Linked DNA regions of Homo sapiens: region 2 is linked to region 1. A link is an interaction called in ENCODE POLR2A ChIA-PET data of the cell type or tissue named here. Cell type or tissue: K562. All regions are shown on one strand.

Region 1 (8,000 bases):
TAGACTATTGGGGCTGCTCTATGGTGGTTGTGGAGGGGATTGGGCCACATCGAGTTTGTAGTTAGCTTTGTAAAAATCCCCATTGTAATGGAGAGTTGGTGAGAACTAGAATCTGTGATTTCTTCCTTTTTCTCTGTTCTTTTTTTTTTTTTTTTTTTTTTTTGAGACAGGGTCTTGCTCTGTTGCCCAGGCTGGAATACAGTGGCATGATCACGACTCACTATTGCCTTGACCTCTTGGGCTCAAGAGAGCTTCCTGCCTCAGCCACCTGAGCAGCTGGGACTACGGGTACATGTCACCACACCTGGCTATTTTCAAAAATTCTTTTGAAAGCAAGGGGTCTCACTATGTTGCCCAGGCTGGTCTCAAATTCCTCAGCTCAAGTGATCCTCTTGCCTCAGCCTCCCAAAGTGTGCTGGGATTACAGACATGAGCCACCACTGCCAGGCAGTCTCTGATTTCATTGCCACAAGTTGCCAACTATTGTAGTCAGAATAATGTATCCCTTCTTTTTTCAAAATATCCACATCCTCATCCCTAGATCCTATGAATGTGCTATGTTATGTGGCAAAAGGGGCTTTTTACAGATGGGATCAAGGTTATGGATCTGGAGATAGGGAGATCATCCTGGATTATCAGGGTGGGCCGCATCTAATCACATAAACCCTTAAAAGCAGAGAAATTTTGCTCACTGGAGTCGGAGAAATGTGATAAATGAAGAGGCAGGAGAGATTTGAAACATGAGAGGGACTTGACCTACCTTGCTGGCTTTGAAGATGGAAGAAAGGAACTAACAGCTGAGACATGTGGGTGTTCCCTGGAGGCTGGGAACACCCCTTAGCTCACAGCCAGCAAGAAAACAGAGCTCTCCATCCTACAGCAGCAAGAAAATAAATTCTACCAACAATCTGAATAGCAAGGAAACTGATTCAGAGCCTACAGGAAGGAACACAGTCCTGCCGACACTTTGATTTTAACCTGGTGAGATCCGTGTCAAGCTTCTGACCTACAGACCTTGGAGATAATAAATGTGCATGCTGTTTTAAGTTGCAAAGTTTATGGTAATTTGTTATCATAGCAAGAGAAAATGAATATGCTCACCCAGCAGAGAGTGGTGTCTTGAGTGGATGAGGCACCAGACTGAACTACCAGCTGGTTGGAGAGGGTAGGCCAGAGTTGAATAAAGGAGTGCCGCTTTGAAGCAGCCCAAGTAAGCAAGAGACAAAGAAGATAGTCTGAGTATTAGGGTAGAGAAAACATGGGAAGTGGGTAGGTGGTATACCAGTTGCCTCATGTATGTAACAAACTACCTTAAAACTTCATGGTTTAAAACAATAGCAATATTCTGTGGGTCCACAGTTGGGACTGGTCTCAGCTGTGTGGCTCTTCTGCTGATCTCTGTTGGAGTCTCTCATGCATGTGTGGTGGCTGGCAGTCAGCTAGGCAGCTGCTTCTGGGGTTTGACTTGATGAGCTGACTGGCCATGTTATCGCCCCATCCAGCAGATTAGCCCAGACTTAGTTGCTGGCAGGACTCTCAAGAGCAGCAAGAGACATTTTCCAAGTCTTTGCTTATATCGTGTTTGCTACTGCCCCTTGGCCAAAGTCACATGATTGGCCCAGCGTCAGTATATTAGTTTCCCTGGGCTGCCATAACAAAATACCCTAAGTTAGGTGGCTTAAACAACAGAAATTTGTTTCCTCATGGTTCTAGAATCTGAAAGTCAAAGATCAAGGTGTCTGGGGCTTGTTTCCTCTGAAGCCTATCTTGTTGGCTTGCATATGGCTGCCCTCTTGCTGCCTCTTCACATGGTCTTTTCTCTATGTTTGCATCTCTGGTGTCTCTTCCTCTTCTTATAAGGACACTGGTTATGTTGGATTAGGGGTTATGGCCTCATTGTTAACTTAATCATCCCTCTAAAGACCTTATCTGCAAATATGGTTACATTCTGAAGTACTAAGGGTTAGGCCTTCAGCATATGAATTTTGGGAGGATGCAATTCAGCCCATAACCGTCAGTATGGAAGAAAACTCCCCGGGGCCTGGAGAGTGGGAGGCATGAACAAATGAGGGAGCTGCTGCTCTAAGAATCTACCACAGATAGTTATGGAAGTGTAGAAAACTAAATAAAACCCACAGTATTTCCCACAGCTGACTTTATTTAAGATACAGTGTCTTAGAGAAGAGATCCCCAAATTGTGGCTGTGGGCTAAATGTGACACCCAACCTATATTTGTAGATAACGTTTCTTGGGACTCAGCCATGCCCATTTATTTGTGTGTTGTCTGTGGCTGCTGTCACGCTATAACCTCAGCGTTCAGTAGTTGTGATGGAAACTGTATGGTCTGCAAACTTTTAATCTATTTACTATCTGTCCTCTTACAGAAAAATTTTTCTGACCCCAGTGTTAGAGGATTCTAAGAAAGCTATGAATCGGGTGGTGAAAGGGTAAAATAAAATAACCAGACAACTACCAGCAGGAGACATACGGTCTAAGGGAGGCAAGGAATGTGGCAGGCATGATTCTCCTTGCTCATTTTATGAAAACAAATGACCAGATAAGCAACAGTCCTGGAATTGTTACACAGATGGGTCCTGATGGTGCCGCTTATGCAGCTCGCTGAAACTCTTTCTCAGAGGGTTGTTTTACACAGCCTTGGCCTCCCACCCATCTGCTGCCACACCTCTCAGTCCTTTCAAGTATTATCTAGAGAGATCCAATTGTCAGACACTGAGAACAAAGCATGAGTCTCAGCTTTATTAGGGATTTCCCCTCCTATAATATTTCATACAAAGCCTCATTCACACCCAATATGAAGGCAGTGCTGCTTTTAAAAACCATTTCACATTTTTAAACCAATTCTGTTAAGCATGACTTCAGCTGTCACTTCTTGTTATTTTTGGAGAAGCTTGATGCTCGAAGGTTTGAAACGTCCCGTCCATTTGTTCAGTGGGCTTCTGATAACTATCCCTGCCCACTGGGTATGAAGTTGACACTAATTAAGCAGCTGACTGCCTTAACGATAGAGTATATTAGAACAGGCCACGATGCCATGTAGTTATAATTGTTCTTACAATGTCTGGATACTTGGTGCTTACTATTCTAGAAAACCCAGGACTTCCAAACTGGTGAGATTTTATTATTGCTGCAAATGATGAGTGCAGAGAGAATTTGGGAATGAATGAATGTTGATAGTGGGCTCAAGGCTGTCCGCACTGCAGACGTAGTCTGTAAACCCCCTAGAATCAAGAGAGAAGCAGGCTTTTTAAACCCTTGCTACATAAGCCTTGTTATCGCTCAAATAGACCACTTGAGATGGAAGTACAGACAGATTTGGTGCTGATGACAGCTCACCAGGACCCAGCTCTCCATTCAGGTACATTGATATGCATATTCACTCTACTGGAAAAAAAATCATCTCCTCTTCTACCCTGGGACACGGCTTTTGTAGGCTCCGGAATCTGCTATTTTATACCCACCTGCTGGTACAATATAAGCAGCTGCAATAGGCATCAAGCTATGAAAAGCTCTGAGGAGCACTATTGCAGTGCGAATTGCTTCCTTGCTCTGCACTGTTTGGTGATTGTAAGATGGATTGCCAGATTAGCACAGACACACAGTATTTGTGTAGGTAACTGGGAGGGTGATTTTTCCCTGCTTCTCCTACCAGCTATTTCTTACCAGTCCCTTTGCCACCTATAAAAAATTGGGTATTTGCTAATGTTTCTTAGTGGAAATTCAAAGGCCGGAATCACTAACTCAAGCCCACAGTAATACCACTCTGTTTCTTTCTGCCCTCAAACTGCCACATAAGAGCCTCTGATGCTACTGGCCAAAGAGGCCACTAGCCTATGCAATTGCTGGCTCACAGAAGCTTCCAGGACAGCAATTCTCTGTTCTTAATGTTTTATGTCACCAACTAACTAAACATAGCCACCTTTCCCAAATGCAGAAAGTTGTTTCCAAAACACAAAAAGTTGACCCCCCAAAAAAAAAAAAAGTTACAGATAACTCAGAGGTGTGGAGGCTGTCTCATGCTTTGGGAGACTTGTGCAGCCGTGTGGGTAATCTATGTTAACATCTTGTCTTCAAGATGCTGACCTCACTTTGGTTCAGACATTCTAGGAAAGGATTCATTTCTTCTCCATTTCAAAGCTGTTTATCTGGCTTAGAAAATAGCTGTTTTAAACAGAAGCCTTTACACTTGTCTGAGTAAATTCTGTTCCAATTTTTGTTTTGGCCATAAGTCAAAGATAACAGCTGTGCGCTTGTGGGTTCACTGAACTCTACGTGCTTGTTGGCTGCATCACCGACCAGAGGGAATAACCAATAATTAGAACATTTCAGGTCATCTTGGGAAGAACAGAGTTTTCTCTTGTTTGGAAAGGTGGTGTGACCTCCCTCTGATTTTCCCAAATGTGGATCTTTTGGTGACTGAGTGTAGAGCTCAATATACAAGCCTGGACTCATCACCACTGTGTCCTCCCTTTCCCAAAATATTGCCTGATAAATGGAAGCTTAAAACCATATTTACTGTTTTTCAGCTTAACTCTTGCTCTGCAACAGGCCTGGGCCATGATAATAAGCAAAAATACTTGTGCATTCCTAGCACATCAGCATTTCTGATCACAATGATTTGTGACTCAGGCCTTGAAAGCTGTGGGGTTTCTCCCTAGTTGAATCAATACAAGTTTACATAAATATATGTTTCTGTTTTTCTTTCATTCTTGATTCAGCATTCATGTTTACTATCTGGTAACTACAGACAGTGGGAGCATGGGGGCAAGGGAGAAGTCGAGCAAATAGAGAGATGATTCAGAAGAAATTATTTGGGTGGGTTCTAATGTCTTAACTGATTATGACTTTTTTTCTTGTGAAGAGTAATGTGTTAGAATTTTCATTTCAAAAGATAAAATTTATTCTATATATCTAAAGAATATAACTGCTCATCTATTACACTGAGTATATACTACTATAGCCATGCCTACAGTAGGAAGTGTTCTTGTATCAGGGTATTTGGTGTGCTAGATAGAGCCTTTCATATTGGAGATATGTATCCTAAAGCATTATTAATCCAATAGTGACATAGAGGCTGGATTGCTACTGATGCAAGCAGTATTTGTTCTATATTTAAAATCTTCCTGAGTCAAGGAGACAAAGTTGGCAAGAGATATGGTGATTGTTTTTTGCTCAGTTTTATGTCATGACAGGGAAACCTTTCACTTTCACTTGAATAACCACAAGGATGAAGGAGAGGCCACCTTTTCAAAGATTCACCTGCAAGACAGTTTCTGTTATTAAGCAAGGACTCATTACTGATCTGCTCTCACTCTGCTGTAGAATGTGGCCTGGGCTGCTTTCGGTGACTGAATTGTTTGTGAAATGTAAAAATGCACCTGGCTGAGGTAGAACATGGGGTCTGAAATTTAGACCCCCCTACTTCTGTTCAACAAACTCTTGGCCCACAGGGCTGCTCAGGGTTGGAGTGGGAAGACAACAGGTTTTTCCTAGATTGCCCACATTTTCCATATTGACTAATGGCATCTCTGAGCATGTTTAGGCTTCTTGGTGTCAGTTTGAACCCAAGACATTTTACTTTAATCATCCCTGATTTCCTTACCCTTAAATCCTGTTTCAATATGGAAATAAATGAATTATTGATAAATGAAAGTAAATCAATAATTATTGGTTAATATGGATACATTTTCTGTGACTGGTTTCACTTAGGTAAAGGCTGCCTAGATATAGAGATTTCTGTGGAATATCCACATATTTTTCATTTATTTTGTTAGGAAGACTTTAAATAACATTTTATATTCAAAGGGAAAAATTATAACTAATTTGAAGTTTATGTGATTATATTCTATCAAGCTGTTAGTCAGTATAGGATCGTTTAAATAGATTCTTGAAGTGTGACCTGGGTTAGGATGGATATTGATTGGTAACAAAAAATCTTGCCCAGGAAGTCATGATAAGAAAATATCAGTAGTTGGCTGGGCGCAGTGGCTCATGCCTGTAATCCCAGCACTTTGGGAGGCCAAGGCGGGCGGATCACCTGAAGTTGGGAGTTCGAGACCAGCCCGACCAACATGAAGAAACCCGTCTCTACTAAAAATATATAATTAACCAGGCGTGGTGGCGGGTGCCTGTAATCCCAGTTACTCAGGAGGCTGAGGCGGAGAATCCCTTGACACCCGGGAGGCGGAGGTTGTGGTGAGCTGAGATCGTGCCATTGCACTCCAGCCTGGGCAACAAGAGTGAAACTTCATCTCAAAAAAAAAAAAAAAAGAAAAGAAAAACAAAATCAGTAGCATACTCCCATCCCTGAAGGTATGTATTCAAAGTGCTGTGCCCACCACAGCCATTGTGTCCCTGCAGGCAGCTTCCTAAACTGGTCCTAAGAAGGACTCTGAATAAGCCGGAACTGTTTAAAACTTTCTCCAAAGATGGAATGTGTGAGTTCAACTAGAGGAGACTGAGAAACACTCATCTTCCTGAAACAAGACAAAAATATGTCGCCACACTTCTGGGTCACATTTCCTGTCTGCTTGGAGCATCCCTCTAGGATTGAAGGAACAAAGAGGGGTGGTAGGGAAAATCCATTGAATCTCAGAGATGCCTGTGCTTGCAAATTATTTTCAGTGTGAAGATTTAGAATCTGGGGAAAGACAGGAAAGTGTGCAGCAGGGATTTTTTTTTCCACCTCAGCATTTCTTGCAATGGACTGATTGGTGTGAGAAATTAGCTGTCCTGCTGAGAGTTAGGTGTAGCATCATAAAGAGTACTTCAGGGAAGCCTTTGTTTCTAGCATATTGGTCTTTAAACTGTGGGCCCTCTCCAGTAGTTTTCCTGATTACCTTCATCATGTTGTCACACAGGGGGTGTAGAAAACAGATTGCAGATCTCTATCTACTAATACACTTAATCTGATTAATTTTTATGCTAGTGCCTTTTCTCTTTTATTCCTCAAAGTGCCTTTTCTCTTTTATTCCTCAAAGTGCCTTTATCTCCTTCATCTGTGACACTACCACATAGGTGCTCATTTAACAATGAAAAAGAGCCTCCAGAATGTCTCCTTCTGTTGTGTGAACTTAAATAAATCTAATGATTTTAGCAGAACAGATCCCCTCCTAACACACAGGAATAAATCATGATTCAGTTTTCTAGGGACCAAAAAAGAAAACCGTAGACTTTTCTATTAAAGAAACAAGCCAATTTTCTTACACTTCTGAAGCTAGATATTATTAGTGATTATTACTATTATTATACTCATTTAATTCCTATATTGAAGCCATTTTTTCTGACCTATCTACATTTAGAAAAACACACATTTGGGGAAAGAATAAATCAGTAGATATGGTATAGGAGCAGTGGCTTAATGACAGAACTAATTCCCCACTTCCCACTAGTCTTTTTACCTTAAGCCATTAGTCCCTTAACAGTGTTTAGTAAGGGCTGTCTGTAGCTTAAGGAAAGAAGGAAAGAAATGAATACAGTCGGCCCTCTGTACCCATGGGTTCCACACCACGGATTCAACAAACTGCAGATCAAAAACATTTGAAAAAAATGTATCAGTATTGAACATGTACAGATTTTTTGTCATTATTCACTATACAACAACTCTTTATATAGCATTTACATTGTATTTGGTATTATAAGTAATCTAGAGATGATGTGAAGTATATAGGAGGATGTGCATAGGTTATATGCAAATCCTACACCCCTTTACATCAGGGACTCTAGCATCGCTGATTTTGGGATCTGAGGGAGGTTCTGGAACCAATCCATACAGATATCAAGGGATGACTGTATTTTTAAACTATCTACTGTATGTCAGGCACTGTGCTAGCTCCTTTTTATTTGTTCTGTCATTTAATAAAAAGGAGCTCATCATGATACTGTGAGGTGGGCAGTGGTTTTATTTTTCAGATGAGGGAACTGAGTGAAATAGAAGTGGGGGCCAGAAGAAAGGGGCCCTGGGGTTTCTGTTGTTGATCATT
Region 2 (8,000 bases), 610 kb before region 1:
GATAAGAGCAGCTTGTCATTTTCTGGTATTTGATTCTTGTAGATTTCTTTGGGTCTTCAGTTTTCTGTTGGGTTGACGACAACAGCAAGTATAACTTTATACGTTTTCTGGTTTGTTTTGGTGGTTAGAATGAGAGCAGTGGTGTTTTATGACAACTTTCTAAATCCTACAGAAAGCTGTCGTATTCTTAGTACTTTAATGTTTAAGTGATGTTAGGTGGACCATGGGTGAGTGCAGTACATAGTATTTTTCCTAGACATTATCTTCATAGTAAATTTAGAAACCTATTTTGAAAGATAATACTTATCTTTACATCTCATTATTTGAAGAAATCCTATTTCTTTAGTGAATTGAATAAACAATACTGTGACTTAATTGTCCTTTTGAATTGAACCTTTGAGGTATCAGACGTTTTTAATGGCTATACCAGCTCTGTCCATTAAAACTTTTTGCAATGATGGAAATGTTCTATATGTATTAGTATGCTGGCCACATGTGGCTCTTGAGCACTTGAAATGTAGGCTAGTCCAATGAAGGAACTGAATTTTTAATATCATTCAATTTAATTTAATAATCATACATAGCTAGTGGCTACCATAATGAATAGTACAGGTTTATATACAGTATACGTGGTGAGAACAGTAGCTTAAAAATGTATACAACAATGATAAAAAAAAACTCATGGAATCACTGTGCTGTTTGAGTATACTTCTATTCTTGATGCCTGGTTCAGCTTAAGACTTTTTGCATTTTTGATTGTTGAAACATTGTATTAGTCATGAAATGTATGAGTCTGGGTTCTTTGTGAGCAATATAACTTGTGAAATTCAAACAATTTTGAATAAATGAATAATTAGCTTTGTAAACTAATATCTATGCTTTTTTGAATGTCAGCAAGCTATTTGATTATCTAGTTGTAGAAGAAATTTCATTGCAACAAAAATCTAGGTTTATTTCTTAAGGCCTTAACCATTTTGCCCTGTAGATATTCAAGAAGTTCACATACAGACCAGCCTGAACAAAGATAAATAGTTTATCAGGCCACTAAGCTATGAAGATATAAGTAGAATTCAATTCCTAAAAATTCCTAAATCATGTTCCCCTCCCACCCCCACTCCGAGAGACAGGATGCATTATGGAAAGGGCAATAGGCAGAGGGGCCAGGAGGGGGTGGGAGATGGGACAGTGAGTACTAGTTTGGGACCAACACTAAATTATCTAAGTAATCTTTCTAAACTGCTTAATTTGCTAATATATAAAGCAAAGGTCACCTGTCATTAGAAGCTCAAATCTATGTGTGGTTTTAAGATTAGAAGGAATCTTTCAATGTTGTCTGAGCTCTCTTCAATCTTTAGATAGAATGGTTGCTGAAAAATTTTCACCACTCTTTATTATTATTAATTTTAAATATTCCAATGCTGAATGCCTCTTGATGAAATCACAATGATAACACGATTGGCCCTCTTTGTTTTTCTCATTTTTGAGATGAGATAAATGTTGGGAAAGGAAATACTTACACGTGTGTCATTCTGTCTTTCTTTGTAGCTGGACAAATTTGCCAGCATAAGAATTCCAGGGAGCAAGAAAGAGAGACCTCCACTTCCCAACCTGAAGACTGCATTTGCAAGCAGTGATTGCTCAGCAGCACCTTTAGAGATGATGGAGAACTTTCCAAAGCCACTGTCAGAGAATGAACTCTTAGAACTTTTTGAAAAAATGATGGTAAGAATTTTGATTCTTTAGGAAATGTTTGAGGAAAAAGCCTTAGCTTTTGCTCATGTTAATGGAACTCTAAGCATTTTTGGTAGTCATACTCCATAGGCTAATTTCTGATGTCACTTAAGATAGCACTTCAGCCACAAAGAGTTTTTGGATTACAAAAATATGAAATCTGAAGAAAAACAACATACCAGGTTTTGGTTTTGTAAAGAGTATGTGAAAACAAATACTCCAAAGTATCGAACGGTATATTTTTGTCTTGAGTAGATATTTAAGTCAGCGGTCCCCAACCTTTTTGGCACCAGGGACTGATTTTATGGAAGACAATTTTTCCATGAGCGTTTGGGGGGTGGTGGAGATGATTTTGGAATGAAACTGTTCCACCTCACATCATCAGGCATTAGTTAGATGCTCATAAGAAGCGTGCACAGTTCACCATGGAGTTTGTGCTCCTTTGAGAATGTAATGCCACTGCTGATCTGACAAGAGGCGGAGCTCAGCTGGTAATGCTGGCTGGCCTGCCACTCATCTCCTGCTGTGTGGCCCAGTTGCTAACGGGGTTGGGGACCCCTGATCTAAGTGGTCTGAGTCCAGTCCATGTTAAAATGACAGTCACTGTGCTCTACTGTTTGCATTGTTATGGGCTGGATCTTAGACCTAACTTGTTTTATTCTTTTCTTAGTTTTTAGGATAAACAGGTTCTTTTTGCAACACTTAGATCTGTGGAGACTTGAACTCACTTTCTACGTCTTTTTCTGGATGCCTAACCTTTTTCTGGTTAGCCTTTGCCTCTGTTAATGAGGCCTATATGAAGGTAACTCTCTTCAGTACTATCTTTGAGGACTCAAGATCGTAAAGTGCACTTTTCTCCCATCCGTGCACTATATATCGAACCACTCACCTAGGTTATCCATCCATGAGATTTCAGGATGACACTTTTATGGTTCACTTGTGGCTACTAAGTTAAAAAATTTCATCATAATTGAGGGTGCCATCTGAGTAAGTGGACTAAGTAGCCCATTGATGTTAAACATTTATGGAGGCCACATTTTATTTCCACAAGTTAAAAGTACAACTACCTAGAAAGTACTGAATATAGTTTATGTTAGTTTTCTGTTACTCGTAGCTGGGAGGGGGCTAATACTATATATTTTAATATTATTTAGAGGTCAGATGAATATCAGCATTTTTGAAATATTTACAGAATACTTTTAAAATAACTGGGCCAGATCACTTTTTCACCCTTAAGCAGGTCTACCTATTGGCATTAGATTTTGGTGATCAAACCCTCACTGGAGTAACTCAGCAGAAATAAAATGAAATTGTTGCCTTCTCAGGGCTGTCCAATTTGCTAAGGGATGAGACAATTACAACTAAGCCCTTTTTAAAAAATAAGAAACAGATTCTTTCTTTCCCTTACTGATTCCTTGAGTATACTACAGTACTCTGTAGGGAAAAACTGCTATTGATTCTGAAGCTGAAAGGCTTTTGAAGGGTGTTGTTGCCTTCTTTAAATGTGGATTAGGATATTTTTCAAACTTCTCAGGGTACCATATTTTTGACAAATTTAGAGCTATTTCTATGTCTGTGGAGAATGCTAGATTTAAACTGGCTTGATTTTTGGCTTGTACGTATCTGTTACATTTTTATTAATAAGAATTCTCTTGAGAAAGCAACATTGAATAATCAGCCATGGTAACCTTTTGGCATTTGTACCTACAGAGGCTTTATACTATTTAAAGTTTGCATCTAGGTTCTTTGCTTTGGCATTGTGCAATTTTTACAATGATTGTTCTTATTTATCATTATCAAAGGTATTTAGTAATTTTTACATGAAGTAACAACTTTGTTTTGAAGAACACCTCTTTTCCCTCCTCAAGACAGTCCTTTGAAAGACTGTGCTGACTTGATTACTTAATGAATGTGAAGTACAGTGTAATAACTTCAACATTCATACTCATTTCACTTGGGAAATTGATTTACTTGGTCTCTGGGTAATAGTCTAGTTTCTGTGTGCATTCTTAAAAGTGGTGTTGAATTTTTAGTTATACTTAAAGACTTTTCCCCCCGTTTGTCTTTTGGTGAAAGCTGAAATTCTAGCTGAAAGCCCATATTGGTTTCTGTATGACTATTAGATACGTGAAATAGTTGTGTTCATCACTACATTTACAACTTACGTTTCTGAAGTCAATTTCAGTGATTACTCCTGAACTCTTAGATACCTGTAAGTAGTGTTTTTTGAACAAGGTGAACATGATAGGTGTAAGTTGGAAGTGGCTAGTTTATTCCAGCTGTTGCACCTTTAAATCAGCCCTCTGAGCTTATTTTTCTTCTGATCCTGGTTAAAAGTCCCAGGTAGGTTCCAGAGATTTCCTGTTGGTTTCAGATAATACAAACCCTAGCTTAATATAAATTAATTTTCACCCAAAGAAAGCTGCTCCTTTTCCCTTGTTCAAGCTTGTTCCATTTCTAGTCTCCAGTAGGGGCAGTTGTTGGGGATGTGGTTGGCCTCTTTTCCTCCATCTTGCTTTTCCATTCTTCCCTATTCTCTGGACTGAATTTGTCTCTTCCAAGACTAGATTGGGGTCGGGGGAGGGAAGGAATGAGCACTTGCTGGCCTAAGGTATCTATTGGTTTCCTAGAGTGTTGTATTAGTTTCCTATTGCTGCCGTAACAAATTACCACGGACTTTGTGATTTAAAGCAACACACATTTATTATAGTTCTGTAAGTGAGAAATCCTGGTCGGCTTGACTGGTTCTGTGGCAGTCACACACCGTGTGAAAGAAGTGTGTGTCTCTGTGACACACACTTCACTTTTCCTAATTTTCCTTCTCTCTGGCCAGTTTTTTCCAGTTTACTCTCCATATCCTTCTATGTGTTCTTTTACTTCCTCTCAGTGTTGCCTCTGCCTGTCAGTCTTATCTTTATACACTTGAGTTTTCTGCGTACTCCTTTTGGGAGACTTGAGCCCTTTCATGGAGAATATCTTTTATATTGTGACACCTTGGTATGTCTTCTACAGAAGAGCAGTTATAATCCAGCTCTCTAAAAGATGCTGAACCTCAACACATCAGAAAGTGAACTCATCATATTTCCTAAATACACACACACCTCCCCCCAACACACACACCCACTCACCAAAATTTCTGCTTCACTCTTAATTTCTTATCTCAGAAGTCCCCACTGAAGTCATACTTGGGAGTCATAGTTGATCTCATTAAGGCATCAGTCACATCCATTTACTTCTCTATCTTCATTAGCTCTTAAGTTTATTTCCCCCCTGCTTTAGTTCAAGCTTTCATGACCTCTTATCTAGGATACTGCAGTGTTCTCTGCCATTTATCTCCCTCCATGCCTCTGTTAGAGACTTCTTATACTTCATTTTTTAATTTTTATTTTTTTTTCGAGACGGAGTCTTGCTGTGTCACCCAGGCTGGAGTGCAGTGGCATGATCTTGGCTTATTGCAACTTCTGTCTCCCGGGTTCAAGCAATCCCTGCTTCAGCCTCCTGAGTAGCAGGGACTACAGGCACATACCACCATGCCAGCTAATTTTTGTATTTTTGGTAGAGATGTGGTTTCACCATGTTGGCCAGGCTGGTCTCGAATTCCTGACCTCAAGTGATCCACCCGCTTCAGCCTCCCAAAGTGCTGGGATTACAGATGTGAGCCACCGTGCCTGGCCTTATACATACTTTAAATCTTAGTTTAAACATTAGTTTTCTTTAATTATCTTCACATGTGCTGAGTTAAGGATTCCTTAAACCTGCCTCTCAAAACTGCTTATGAGTCTATTGTGAAATTCATTCTTTTTTTTTACTTTTCACTTTTTAGATATCTGTCTTCCCATTAGATTATATCCATGCAGTATCATCCATTGGTTTATCATTCCAAACAAATGTCTGTTAAGTGCAGCTTCCTAACTTAAGATTTCTAGGATACTATATTTCTCTTCACCTTAGACACTATACTTAGATGGAGATTAGCTTTAATTGCTAGTCAGCCCAATAACACAAAAACATTAAAATAATGAATGGAAGATAGCTTTTTTCATGCATTCATACCTTTTCTTATTTTCACTATCGGTTGAGAGAATGAAAGCTATGCAAGAAAGCTCATCTATCAGAATGCTATCATTAACAGGCATTAAATGAGTTCCAATGATACCAAAATCATTCTGACAAAAATTATTTAAATTCTGGACTTCCTGTCTAGAATTGTTGTAAGTGTAGAAAAAATGACCTGATAAAATTGCACGAAGTACTTAAGTATGAATAGTGATGTTCTATTCTTTTACTGGGAAGATGTTTATCAGGCTTTTTTGTAATGTAGGAGAAAGCACATTTATAAAATGCCATCGTCATCTCTTAAGCGTATGTTTGAAGTATGTCCTGGTAGTAAGAACTTAGATGACCTACTATTTAATACATACATTGGCTTTTCAGTGTGGGAAACCTGGTTTAGATAATACCAAAGGCATTAATATTTGACTTTGAAACAATTTTCTGTGTATAACATAGAGTGGAATCTAATTTTGTCCTGCAGTGTTTTTTTTAAATTATACAGTATTTCAGGCATACAAAAAGTATAGAACATAATATAAAAAATACCACCACGGATATAAGTGAAATCCCTTGTGTAATTCTTCTAATTCCCGCTTTTATCTTCTTTTTTTCCCTGAGGTTAACAGTACCCTGAATCCAATAGTTTTGCTCCCATACACTGAAGAAACTTTCCTTTTTTTTTTCTGTCTGTATAAGAATACAGTTATACGGAACAAAACCTTTTTTCTTCTGAGATATTTGATGGTAAATTGCTGATTCAATGCCCCATAATCCTGTAATACTTCAGTGTATGTTTTCCACAAGTAAGGACTTCCTTCTATATGACCACAATATAGCCACCAAAATCAGAAAGTTAACACTGATCAATTTCTACCTCACACACTATTAAAGTTTTACCAATAGTACCAATATCCTCTTTATAGCAAAAGAATCTAGTTCAGAATCATATGTTGCATTCAGTTATGTTTTTAAAATCTTCTTCAGTCTGGAATAGTTCGTATGTTTCCTTGTATTTTATGAATTTGAAAGTTTTGAAGATTGCAGGCTGGTTAATTTGTAGAACATCCCTGTTTGCATTAGTATTAGACTTTTTAAGTTTTGCAAGTAAACAAATGTAAACAGCATATCTCATACTAAAGGATTTATATTTTTCTGATTATAAATGTGTCCGAACATCTTTTCACATGCTTATTGGCCCTTTGCTTTACTCTTCTGTGAATTTTCTGTTTATATTTTTGCCCATTTTGTTGTTTGAGATTTCCGTCTTTTTCATATTGATTTGTAGAATTTCCCATATAGCCAGAATAATACTCATGTGTTCAGTTTATATGTGTTGCAAATATCTTGTCCTAGACCGAGTCTTGTCTTTTTACTTTTGTTAGCGGGAAAGGGGAGCTGAAGTACAAAAATGTAAAATTGTGGTCAGATTTATCAAACTTTTTATGGTTTGTCCTTTTTGTATATTATTGAAGAAATCTATCCTGACATCATAAATCTATTCTCCTATATTTTCATTTAAAATTATTAGAAATATATATCTCTATGCCTGATGTGAGATGTGGATCCAATTTTTTTCCACATAGTTTTTCCAGCAGCATTTATTTGAATAGTTCATTCTTTTTTATGATTTGTAATATCTCTAATGTTATAGATCAAGTTTGTGCACATGTGGGTTTGTTTCTGAGGTTTGATTTTTGTCCATCAGTTCGTTTGTCTAGTTCTGCATTTACGTCTGTTGTCTTAGTCACCACAACTGTATAATAAACCTTAATATCTAAGAGCTGTTTTTCCAGAGGAGAAAAGAAGGGCTCAGGTGAACCGATAAAAATCAGATGTGACCATGTTCTTTTGATATTTTTGGTATAGAGGTGGGGAGGGTTCATCTTGCTAAGCTTATTCCATATTGCCACTCTTAGGGTACATACTAATGACAATTTTTCTTTCTTTATTCTCTTTAATTCTTGGTGTTAAAGATTTATGCATAGCTATTACTTTGGTCAAATAAATGAATTTTGTGTTGAGTGTGCAAGGAATATCTTAAGGGTCAACCAAGAGTCTGAATGAAAAGAAAAACCAACAAAGACCCCTTTGTGTTAATTCTCTTAAGTGTTTATTGACTGCTATAGATTCCTACCAGCAGCTTATTTCAAGTATTAGTATTCTTTACAAATCTACTTTCCTATATCGTGAACATTTTCTATTTCTTACAATCTAAA

What was found. Peaks named below come from ENCODE experiments on the same cell type or tissue, not always from the same donor. Only the 100,000 strongest peaks of a DNase experiment are listed, where the experiment ranks them.
Region 2: POLR2A ChIA-PET joins it to region 1 with 5 read pairs; 2 of 35 experiments call an interaction of 5 or more read pairs at or near these places.

The regions. Positions count from the first base shown.
Region 1 is chr13:59,490,943-59,498,942 of GRCh38, reverse strand. All of the region lies in intron 4 of LOC107984625 (a long non-coding RNA gene), which reads left to right. Among named protein-coding and RNA genes, the nearest start is that of DIAPH3-AS1, 520 kb to the left of the region's middle. In K562, no CTCF peak of the experiment used is centred here; a DNase peak (open chromatin) is centred at 4,172.
Region 2 is chr13:60,105,732-60,113,731 of GRCh38, reverse strand. It overlaps DIAPH3 (diaphanous related formin 3), which reads left to right. Exons shown (of 28, transcript NM_001042517.2): 3 at 1,546-1,722. Among named protein-coding and RNA genes, the nearest start is that of DIAPH3-AS2, 35 kb to the left of the region's middle. In K562, no CTCF peak of the experiment used is centred here; no DNase peak of the experiment used is centred here.